Linked DNA regions of Homo sapiens: region 1 is linked to region 2. Evidence: chromatin contacts called from ENCODE Hi-C or POLR2A ChIA-PET data. All regions are on one chromosome and are shown on one strand. The core of a region is the stretch at or near the end of the contact, and the rest is flanking DNA. Distances in the headings are between cores, read along the strand shown.

Region 1 (6,031 bases), core at 471-2,970, 66 kb after region 2:
CCACCCCAAGACTAAATGCATGCAGCCTTGTCTCATGTATCATGGTAACTTCAAGTGACCCCTGAAACAGCCCTGCAAGGCAGGCAGGATGATCCACCATCCAGAAGGAGAAACTGAGGCTGAGTAGGAGGTGTTTGCCCCAAGCACAGCAGCCATGGAGGCTCAGACTGGGCCCATCCGACTCTTCCCATGGCCCCGCTGCCTCCACCAGCCCCACTACCCTGTCCCCATCCTGGAGGGGCTTGGCCAGAGCCACCTGAGGGACAGGAAGCCTGGGCTCCTCCCACCCCCAGCCCCTGCCATGCTCACCCAGTGCCCTGGGCAGAGTCCCACACTCCTGGATGGCACTGGCCTCCCTAGTGCCATTTGGGTTGAGCATTCCACTCCAGGACCAAGAGGGGCATGCTCCAGGGAGCCCCAGGGGCAAGGCCATGGGGCACCTCTGCTCCCCACCCGGTGCCCCAACTTCGCTTCCCAGCCCCTCTCAGGTGCATGCCTAGCACCCGCGGGAGCTGGTCTGTCTGGCAGGGCCACTCAGCCCCACCCTGGGTGCCCAGGCCCCACCTCTGCCATTCTCCTGGGGTGGGGGAGGGTGGCCCTTACCAGCAATGCTCCCTGCCAGCCTCACCTCAGCCTTCCCTGTCCCACCCCACATGTACTAGGCTCTGTCCCACCTCCAGGCACAGCTCCCGCAGGACCCCCACAGCATCACCGCCTTCTCCCCTCTGTGACACGAAACCCAGAGCGCCTGAAGGTCCTGCTGCAGCCCCCTGGGCCTCGCCCCAGGTCTCCGCTCTCCGAGGCAGCTGGTGCCATGGAAAGAGAAACGCTTTCGGTGTGGGCTCAGCACACTTCTCACTAGTGTGTGGACTGCACACCTCCTTCCTTCACAAGCCGCCGTTTCCCCGTCTTTGAAAAGGGGATGAGGACCCCCACCCCACAGTGCTGCTGAGGGGATGTGGCCAAACCGCACAGCCAAGTGCTGGGCGCCTAGCTGGGCCTCAGTGGGGGTGAGTCTCCTGTGTCCTGAGTCTGTCCTGCAGGCAGCAGCGAGCCGGTGCAGCCAGAAAGGAAGAAGGGGAGGAGGGGCGTTCCTTTGAGCCTTGCCGCTGGTTGGGCCCACTGAGGCAGGAAGGGGCCTGCTGGGAGGCTCGTAGAGGGGTCACAGCCAGTGGCTCAACAGCGCCCCCCAGCCTCCTGCTGCCCGGCCTCTCCTCAGGTCCACTGACCTGGCTCGCCTTCCCCGTCAGGGCTGATGTCCACACACCTCCCGGGAGCTCGCTGGGCCCGGCTCCTTCAGTCCTGGGCAGGATGTGGAAGGCGCACCCATCCCCCGATGAGGACACCCGGGCACGGGCGAGGAAGTGACTCGGCCTGTGTCGCCCGGCCGGGGAGTCACGCCGGACCTGGGGCCTTTCTGCTGTAATGGAGGGGAGACCCCTGCGCCTGCCCCAGCCCCGCCCTCCCTGCCTCTGGCAGGCCCGGGCCCTCAGCCAGCCTTGGCCCCTCTGCGCCCGGACGCGCGGACGCTGGGCGCGCCAGGGCCTCAGTTTCCCTGGAAGCGTCCAGCCCCCTCCTGTCCCCGCCGCGGCGACAGGCTCTTTCCTCGGGGAATCCGGCCTGGCCTCGGGGTAGGGGCGGGCGAGAAGCCGCGCGGAGCGGCGGGGAATGGACGTGTGGAAGCGGAGGTCACTTACCGTGTCCCGGCCTGGCCGCCACTGTCCTGGCCCGGGTTCCGCAAGGCCTGAAATAGTCGCAGAGTCAGCCCCGCCCCGCCCGCCCCTCCTTCCCCGCCCCGCCGCAACCGCGGAAAACCCGCGGGCGGAGGCCAAGGCCCAGCGCGGCCCGGCTGTGTCCCTGCGTCCCAGGGGCTGGGCGCGCCCGGCCTGCCCAGCGGGGGATGCGGGGCGCTGTCACTTCCTCCCAGCAGCCGGGCAGGGGCGGGGGGCTGGCCGCGCGTCGCATGGTATGTGGAGTTCGGGGGACGGCACGGGGACGACGGGGTTGTCAGGCGCGGAGCCATTGTCCGACGACGGCTCCTGATAGGCCGCCTGGATGGGGCGCGCTTGGCCGCGTTCCCGCGTCACACACCGGCTCCAGCTGCGGGAGAGCCCGTCCCACCCCAACTCCCCAGCCGCCCCTCTGAAGTGTTCCGGTGTCACCGTGGCCACAAGGAGGCAGGGGACGGGGGCTTCCTGAAGGAGGCCCCCTAAGGGGAAGGGGGCTACAAGGCTGGCCAGAGTGCTGGCCGCGCGGCTGTGCACAGGGCCTTGAGCCCCTCCGGTCGTCAAGCCTTGCTTGAAATGCGTAAATGCGGAAAGGTGAAGTGGCTGACCCGGCTCACACCACTTTAAGTAGCGGAGTGGGGTTCCTAGCCAGGCCTATGGGACTCCCACTGGAGCCTTTCCCCCTCTGGGGCTGGGGCTGGACCCACAGGCTGCCGGAGCAGGCAGAAGGGGAGGGGCCCAAGGCCCAGACTCCAGGGCCTCGTCTGGATCATCAACCCGGCTTTGCCCATTCAGCGCAGGCCTCCGTTTCCAGGCCTGTCTCCCCATCCACACCGTCTCTCAGGGTTTGTTTTGGGAGATGTGGGGGTGGGGCATGTGGGGAGGATGGAAAGGGGCTGTGAAGGGAACCCACTGGAGATTCACTTCCTTCCTTATTTCACACTCTAGGCTAGGAATTCCTGCCCTCTGGAAAGGACCCAGACATTTAGGAATTTCCCGCTGGGCAGGGGCTTCCCTCCTGCCTCACTGGGGCCTCTGCTCCTCCCCTCTTTTGTTTGGCCTCTTTCCCCGCCCCCTGATCACTCCGCCACCCCTTCTGCAGCCTAGTAACAGGTCTTCCAGGACCAGGGGGGCCAGCGGAGTGGGGGCGGCTGTGGGTTCAGGTGCCCTGGGAACTGAGAACTTCCTCTTCCAGAGTGCTGGCCAAGCGCCAGGTTTGCACTCGGATTGCCATCCATCATCCTGTCTCTGGGGAACCTGTGGGGGAGCGGATGCGGGAGGCCGCCAGGATGCAGGATGGGGCGTTAAGGCTGCCAACCCCACCCCTTCTCTCCTAGGACTCCAGGGATGACATTTTTCAGATGAGTCCACAGAGCCGCGGTGTCCCGGGGCTGGGAGGGTCCTTCCACCGGCACCGCGCAGATGGAGTTCATCCACACAGGGGCGATGAGGATACGGGCTGAGGGGCCCTGGCCGGTGGCTGCCTTCACGGCTGGCTGCTGTGGCCTCATTGTGCAATCCCCACAAGCCTCTCCTGCCAGACTCTGTTCCCCCACCCCACCCCCTCACCCCCCCTCCCATTCCCAAGCAGATCGGGAAATTGCTCGGGAAGTCTGCATCTGCCAGGAGGGCGTTGTCAGGCCTTAGGCCCCACTGTCCCCTCGAAGGCAGCCCCTGGTCTCCACGGGCTTTGCAGGGCTGAGGCGGGGCTGCCACCCTTGTCCCCCACTGACGGCAGTGGCCCGCCCAGAGCACCGGCTGGGGATTGGGAAACGAGGCTGCTGCCTTGGACTTGTGTCTGCACCAGTCACTTCCCCTCTCTAAGCTCAGGCATGAGGGTCAATGGTAACATACGTGAAGTCCTCAAGACAAGGAAAGTCTTCTGAAAATGGGGCAGCATGGAGGCCCAAGGGATGACAGCCAATGGGGCCCATAGGGCAGGAGCAGTCCTTACCCTCTTCTCGCAGATGCAGAAAGCAGTTCCCAAGAGGCCAGGCACTTCCAGAGGAGCCAAAGGCCAGCCTACGGCTCCTCCCCAGCAGGAAGCCAGCATCACATGCTGGGTGGCGATGTTTGTGACCAGTGGCCAGCGGCTGTCCCATTCCCCAGCTCCCCAGGGCACAGGCCAGGGGCAGTGAGCAGGGGGCTCTGCCTGGTGGGGAGGGCAGCAGACAGGAGCAGACTGGCAATGACCTCTCCATTTAGCCTAGAAGGCGAGTGTGCCAGCACCTGGCCAGGAGCCACGGTCAGCTCCTCGCACGCAACCCAGGGCCTCAGAGGCTACGACACATGGGATGTTCCCTCCCTTCTGTCTGCCAGAGCAATGACAGCTGACTGTTTAAAAATTATTATGGTACAATATACATAATGCAATTTATAATCTTTTAAGTGCACAGTTCAGTGGCATTAAGTATATTCACAGGGTCGTGCAACCAACAGCACCCTCCACCTGCAGAAATCGTCACCTGGCAAAACGGAAACTCTACCCACTATGCACTAACTCCTCTTTCCCTCTCCTCCGGGCCCTGGCAACCGCCATTCTACCTTTCGTCTCTGTGGTCTTGACTATTCTATGTACTGCAAATAAATAGAGTCACACAGCGTTTATCCTTTTGTGTCTGCATCTGCCAGGAGGGCGTTGTCAGGTTTATTTCACTCAGCATAATGCCTTCAAGATTCATTCATGTGGTAGCAGGTATCAGAATTCCCTTCCTTTTTGAGGCTGAATCATATTCCATTGTATGGATGGGCTACACTGTGCATTCATTCATCTCTCTGTGCACACTGGGATTGCTGCTACCTCTTGGCTGCTGTGTACAGTGCTGCTATAAAACATGGGTGTGTATACCAGGTGTGGTGGCTCATGCCTGTAATCCCAGCACTTTGGGAGGCCCAGGCGGGTGGATCGCTTGAGCTCTGGAACTCAAGATCAACCTGGGCAACATAGTGAGACCCTGTCTCCACCAAAAATACAAACAATTAGCCAGGTGTGATGGGGTGCACCTGTAGCCCCAGCTACTTGGGAGGCTGAGGTGGGAGAACCACCTGAGCCTGGCAGGTTAAGGCTGCAGTGAGCCATGATTGCACCACTGCACTCCAGCCTGGGCAACAGAGTAAGACCCTGTCTCACAACAAAAACAAACAAACAAAAGAACACGGGTATGCAAATATCTGTTCACGTTCCTGCTTTCAATTCTTTTGGGTAGACTGCTGATGTTTGTTGATCTCCACCGGTGCCAGGCGTTGTTCTAAGTGTTTTGTATACATTAGCCGATTTCATCGGACAGCCTAATGAAGTGGGCACTAACTCTCTTCTTTTCACAGATGAGGAAACTGAGGCACAGAGCGGTCCAGTCATGTGCCAGCCAGTGGTGAAGCTAGGAGCCCCTTCACTAAGCACAGTGTTATCTTGCTTCTCCTCCAACGTTGCTCAGCGTCTGAAATTCAGCTTGATGTATTTAAGTCAGACACAAGAAAGGACTTCTAGACCAAGGAGTTTAGATGCAGAAATGGGAGGTACTATCCTTCACTCCTTTTTCACCTTGAAAAAAATTTTTCCCAATCTTTTTCATTACCTCATTTAGTCCATTAATTAAACCTCCACCTGCGCCCTGTAGGGCAGCAGAAAAGGCCGATTCAGCACGGACCAGAGAATAACACAGGGAGGCACATTACTGGCCCTCTCTCTGCATTCTTGAAGGCACCTAGAGGAAAGCTCTCTAGAAGAGGGGCAGTTGGGGCTGGGCATGGTGGCTCACCCCTGTAATCCCAGCATTTTGGGAGGCCAAGGCGGGCGGATCACCTGAGGTCGGGAGTTCGAGGCCAGCCTGACCAACATGGAGAAATCCCGTCTCTACTAAAAATACAAAATACAAAATACTAAAAATACAAAATTAGCCAGGTGTGGTGGTGCATGCCTGTAATCTCAGCTACTCGGGAGCCTGAGGCAGGAGAATCACTTGAACCTGGGAGGCAGAGGTTGCGGTAAGCTGAGATCACGCCATTGCACTCCAGCCTGGGCAACAAGAGTGAAACTCCATCTCAAAAAAAAAAAAAAAAAAAAAAAAGGAAGAAGAGGGCAGTCGAAGGCAGAAGGGAGAGCAACCTGGAGCAGGGCCCAGGGTGGTGGGTGATCACGAGGGGCAGAGGGCCTATAGGTGGCTGGGCCTGGCCAGAGGCGTGGCTGCAGCTGCTAGCCTTGGTCACAAGAGTGGTGCTGACCTCAGGGTGGGTCACCTAGCCCCTCCCCCAGCAGCCCGGGCCCACTTCCCTCTGCATGATGACTTGCACTTCCCACTGCCCTA
Region 2 (5,636 bases), core at 1-2,500:
CCTCCATCTGGTCTCCCCCTTGACACGTGGGGATTATGGGGATTACAATTCCAGACGAGATTTGGGTGGGGACACAAAACCTAACAGATCACTTGCTTAAGGGAAGCTTTGTCTACTCTAAACCAGATTGCAGAGGTCTTTTGTTTGTCCCCCTTGGGGTTTTCCACCAAGGGGCCCTGGGCCTTTGGGTTGAGCTGGGTGGGCCTTTCCCTGTACAGGCGGAGGAAGCAAGTGCAAGGTGAGCGGTGGGAGAACCTGCAAGGCCCCTGCTCCCAGGGGAAGGGGAGGCGGGCTTCAGGGGAGTGTCCATATGGGCGCCCAGAAACTGGAAACTGCGTCCCTGAAGGCTGCAAGCCCTCTGGGCAGTTCGGGTCACCCCGGCTGAAGAAGGGCGTTGAAGACACATGGAAAAGGTGGTGGGAGAGGACTGAGTTGAAACCCAGGCCCCGAGTGGAAGAGCCTGCTGGAGGCCACAGGAGCCCGTTCCCCAACCTGAAGCCCTGGAGACGGCCCGGCTTGAGAGGGCGAGGGCCCACAGCGGGGACCCAACTCACTTCTTCGTTCCCACCTGCCCTGGGGTCCGACGGGAAGCGGGGACGGGGAGCGGGTGGGGTCCGACGGGAAGCGAGGACGGGGAGCGGGTGGGGTCAGACGGGAAGCGGGGACGGGGAGCGGGTGGGGTCAGACGGGAAGCGGCGACGGGATGCTGGTGGGGGGACCCCCGCGCTCTCCGGGCGACCCTCTGCAGCCTCTACTCTGCCCCGTCTGTCATCTTCTCCCGACCCGGCGACCCCGTTCTCCCCCTCGCCCCTCATTCCCCGGGACTGTCCTTCTTAACAGCGCCCTTCACCCCGCCCGGCCCGCGAGGTAGTCCTCAGCAGGGGACAAGGTCCGGACGTGGCGCCCCCAGAAGGAGCGCGGAGAGCCCCTGGGACCCAGTCCCGCCAGGTACGCATCAGGGGCGGAGCTGGACTCGGGGGGCGGGGCTGGGGAGAGGGTGGCCCCTGCACACTAGTCCCCTCCCCTCGACCCCGCAGCCCCGCGGCGCGTTTCCTGAGGCGCCCCCGCCACGTCCCGCGAGTCTCTGCCAAGTTCCCGCGCGGGTGCGCCCCGGTCGCGCCCTCCCTGCGCCCGCCCAGGCCTGGGGAGCTCTGTGGGTGGAAGCCGGCGCCCCCTGGGGGCACCCGGGCGTGGCGAGGGCCTCGGCGGTCGGGAGGCCTCTGCGGGGCAGCGGTCGGGAGCGAGGCCACGGGGCGCCAGGTACAGCCGGCGGGACGTCCAGTGCCAGCGCAGGAGCCGGGCGAGGCCGTGGCCTCCAGGGTTCCTGGGCGGAGGACAAGGCGCGCAGCCGCGTTGGCGCGAGTTTTAAATCGGTGCCTTCTCAGCTTTGCAAGTTCTTATCAATTGCTGCATGCCAGAGGAAGTTTTTAAAAAATGGCCCCCAGCTCTATTGCGGTGTAATTGATGGATAGAAATTGTATTTATTTAAGGTGAACAGCTGGATGATGTGATGGAGGCACGCAGGGTGGAGGGGTTACCACAGTCTAGGTACTCTACACATCCAGAGCCTCCCACAGTTGACAAATGGATTTTCCTAATCAGTTTCGTCGTGTTTTGTACTTAAGTTGAGGATTCCACACCGTGTGGTACTTTCAGAAGAGATGTAGTGGTGAATCAATCGCAACGGTAAGGGGAGCAGACCTGGACATCTGATACTTGATCAGCAATTCACCTTGCCTGAAAATGTTTTGACTTTGTTTCATGTTCCAAGTGCCGAAATGATCGCACGCCTCGTTAGAAGTTGAACGTTACTCTTTTCTTCAAATGCAGGTTGTGATGTTTTCCTAATTAGGTATTGAGAATTACCATTGGTATTTGGAATTAGATTGCGGAGCATTTAGGTAAATTCCTTGAGTTTTTCCACAGTATTTCATCTCAATTACAGTACAGATTTCAATATAGACACATTGTATTTCATGCTTTTTTTCTTTTTTTTTTTTCCCCCAGGAACCGTTCTCGCTATGTTGCCCAGGCTGGTCTTGAACTCCTCAGCTGAAATGAGCCTCCCACCTCGGCCTCCCAAAGTGCTGGGATTACAGGCGTCCCCTCTGCCCCAGTACTGTTTCCTCTCCCCAGCCCAGCCCCCACAGCTGCCTGCCCTGGCCTCACTCCCTGGCCTCCCCCATCCCAGCCTCTGGGTCCCTGAGTCAGTCCCTGGGGCTGTCTGCCTTCTAGGGGAGCCTCTGGTGTGGACCAGAAAGTAACCTAATCCCTTCCAGGCCCACCCTGGAAACAAAGGGATTTGTCCACTAGCCTGGTGGTGAGAACCATGTGGCCTCCTGTCTCTGGCAGAGAGGACTCCAGGATCAAGGGCAGGTAAAAGGAGGAGCCTCCTGGGGAGCTTCAGAAGGAGGGTCCCAAGTCCCTCCTGCCCCACTTCTGTGCCTGGGTCACTCACACCCCTGCCTGACTCTAGCCCCCCTTCTCCAGGGGTCTCCACAACATGTGAATCATGCCCAGCGTCTTCCATTACACCCTTGATAAAGTCCTCTCCTCACCAGGACCTCTGTCATTTTACCTCATGGTTTTGAAATAATTTTTGGTCTTCTTAGCAGTTTAAAAATATTGTTTTGTTTTTTTTCCTGAGTTTGGAGCATTCCTGTTACTAATTACATTTTTTTTTTAGACAGGTGTACACTACTACACCCAGCTAATTTGTTTTGTTTTGTTTTGTTTTGGTAGAGATAGGATCTTGCTATGGTACCCAGGCTGGTCTTCAACTCCTGGGCTCAAGCAATCCTCCTGCATTGGCCTCCCAAAGTGCTGGAATTACAGGCATGAGGCAGCACGCCCAGCCCTAATTACTTCTATTACGCCAAATTCCTTGTGTGGAATTCCTGTGCTTTGCACACAAATTGCCAGGTTGGCCCCAAAGGGGAAAAAAGTGGATCCCATTTTCCCATCTTCTATGCCTACGTGGCTGACAAATCTCCCGAATCCCACAGGAGCTGTCGCTGATCTTTGTCCTCTATTCGCTGAAATAAAGTTCACCATGGATTTCTGCTTCTTTTATTCATTGTCAGTCCACACATAGGGACAAATTCCTGTGCTCTCATTAGAAAGCCATTTGCTAAGTGAGAACTCCGGGGAGGCCAGGCCTGAAGGAGAGCTTGCTGTCAGTCATTTCGATCAGGGACGGGGCAGAGTCCATTGTCACAGGTGGAGCTGCCCAGCCATTCCCCGCCCCTAGGAAGTCTGGGCTGACTGGGGGAGGGAGTGCTTAGAAGGGGACCCCTGGGGGTTGAGGTGTCTTTGCTGCGTATTTCCCTGTTATCAGTGTCGAAGTTAAATACAGAGATGAATCCTCAAAATTAAAATGTTTTATTTGGGGAAAGAAGTGTAATTTGTGGATATCTGTAGCGTGAGTGGTCTTTAGGATGTCCAAAGAATGAAGAAAGGCTGGAGGTTTTATAAAGAGGAGAAATATTACTACTGCTCTTTAAGAAAGCTCATTGGCACTGGTGAGTTTGGGGAGCTGGCAAGCTCCGACTGATGAGTGAGGGCAGAGGGTAAAACGAGTCGTGTCAGCAGGTTGTTTAGTAGGCATTAGGTAAACTGGTTTCAGGTGGCAGCAGTTTCAGCAGCCGGTCTTACAGAGAATGACATTCTTGGAGAAATTCTATGTGCCCTGAGTGCTCCTTCCCGCTGGCCTCTTGACCCTTGGTTGGGTGGGACAAGAATGACCCAATTTGTGTGATTAGCTTTACATTTTTCTCTTTTGATCAAGATATTTCTCTGAAAGCATCGCTAACCAGCCGTTCTGCAGCCAGGCTTATCTGTCCCTGGGGCTGTAATGGGCTTGTGCCAGCTGTCTCTGTCCCACATTGGAGGGAACATGGCGGGGTCTAAGTCAGCAACCTGGGCCACATTTGTGTAATAACGAGGCCAGAAGGAAAAAATGTCTCAAAGCAGTTACTTTTTTTCTTTCTTTCTTTCTTTCCTTTTTGAGATGTAGTTTTGCTCTTGTAGTCCAGGCTGGAGTGCAGTGGCACTATCTTGGCTCACTGCAACCTCTGCCTCCTGGTTTCATGCGATTCTTCTGCCTCAGCCTCCTGAATAGCTGGAATTACAGGCATGCGCCACCACCCCCAGCTGATTTTTTTCCTCTCTCTCTCTCTCTCTCTTTTTTTTTTTTTTTTGTAGAGACAGGGTTTCACCATGTCGGCCAGGCTGGTCTTGAACTCCTGACTTCAGGTGATCTGCCCGCCTCAGCCTCCCAAAGTGCTGGGGTTGCAGGCGTGAACCACTGCACCTGGCCTCAAAGCAGTTTCATCTGGAGTCCAGTATTACATTTTATTTCATCTGCTTTGTAGGCATTAGTCATTATCTGGAGGTGTTGAGCAAGTATTATCCTGTTAGGAGAGTTGGCTTCGTTGAGATTAGACAGGCACTAAGAACAACATTTAAAAATTATAATGAAAAAATTGGCAACAATATAATAAACTTAGTTCGTAGAAGTGGTTTTGAACTAACAGCCCCAGCCTAAGGGCAACAAATTAAACAAAAGGCCATGGAGGAGACTGGGCCAGGCCTGTGATAGCCACTGAGAAGTATTTCATACAGGATCGAATTAATCACTACTTTGTGAACGCCAGGTTTATAAAAGGGACCACCAGTACAATTTGAACAAAAAACTGTGTTAGGGAAAATGCCAAATTTGCCCACTAGGTGGACTAAAAGGATTTCTTTTTTTTTTTTTTTTAGGTCAGGTTTTCTCAAGTTACCTATAGCAGTTACTTATTGTGAAATTTTAATTATAGCATTATCCTGCCAAATGAAGAATGGCATTGAGAGGGTGAGAGTCTCATTATTATATGGAGCCTTATAACAACGTCTTCGGAAAACCTGCTTTTTTAGGTTTCTTTTTCAATTTTTGTTTTTAAATAGTGAGGTCTCATCATGTTGCCCAGGCTGAAGTTTAACTCCTCTCGCCTCGGCCTTCCAAGTAGCTGGGACTACAGGCACCATGGCTGCTGGAACAGCTGTTTTTAGCAGGGAAAACGTCAACTGCTCCTCTTGGTTTGTGGTTTGATTGTCTCTGATTACGGCATCGTGCAATTTGGTGAACTTTTGGTGTGGTTCATATATCAGGCATAAGACTTGTTTTTTACTTTATTAATTTTGTTTTTTATTTTTATATTTTAAATTATTTCATACTAGTTTATTTAGGGGTTATTTTCACTCCTCAATAGATTTTTCCGTATTTTTTATAAGCTTCTTCACTCATAAGTTCATCTAGTTCTTTTTTTTTTTTTTTTTTTTTTTTTTTTGAGACAGTTTTGCTCTTGTTGCCCAGGCTGGAGTGCAGTGGCATGATCTTGGCTCACTGCAACCTCTGCCTCCTGGGTTCAAGTGATTCTCTTGCCTCAGCCTCCTGAGTAGCTGGGATTACAGGCAACTGCCACCACGCCCAGCTAAATTTTGTATTTTAGTGGAGATGGGGTTTCGCCACGTTGGCCAGGCTGGTCTCAAACTCCTAACCTCAGATTATCCACCTGCCTCAGCCTCTCAAAGTGCTGGGATTACAGGTGTGAGCCACTGCGCCCGGCCAAGTTCACCTAGTTCTGAAGAGTTAC

Evidence for each region. Hi-C counts contacts between places; a loop is a spot of excess contacts on that map. ChIA-PET counts read pairs that join two places held with the same protein, here RNA polymerase II (POLR2A). Pooled maps may share reads with other maps.
Region 1: a map of heart left ventricle shows a loop between it and region 2 (2.3-fold over the local background). The contact joins the promoter of TNFAIP2 here to the promoter of LINC00605 in region 2. A Hi-C loop is called at or near these places in 7 of 168 maps with a recorded cell type or tissue (Caco-2, PC-9, body of pancreas and 4 more) and 11 of 50 pooled maps. POLR2A ChIA-PET finds 5 or more read pairs at or near these places in 4 of 52 experiments (AG04450, H1, HEK293 and 1 more).

Annotation. Positions count from the first base shown.
Region 1 is chr14:103,119,150-103,125,180 of GRCh38, reverse strand. TNFAIP2 (TNF alpha induced protein 2) reads right to left here and starts at 1,720. Exons shown (of 12, transcript NM_006291.4): 1 at 1,230-1,720. It overlaps LINC00677 (long intergenic non-protein coding RNA 677), which reads left to right and starts at 2,272. Exons shown (of 2, transcript NR_138038.1): 1 at 2,272-2,572; 2 at 4,150-4,332. RefSeq lists silencers at 1,429-1,478, 1,779-2,058 and enhancers at 1,723-2,256, 2,257-2,789.
Region 2 is chr14:103,184,642-103,190,277 of GRCh38, reverse strand. LINC00605 (long intergenic non-protein coding RNA 605) reads left to right here and starts at 1,250. Exons shown (of 3, transcript NR_033938.1): 1 at 1,250-1,686; 2 at 1,831-1,901; 3 at 2,008-3,057. It also overlaps the pseudogene GCSHP2. RefSeq lists a silencer at 1,132-1,181.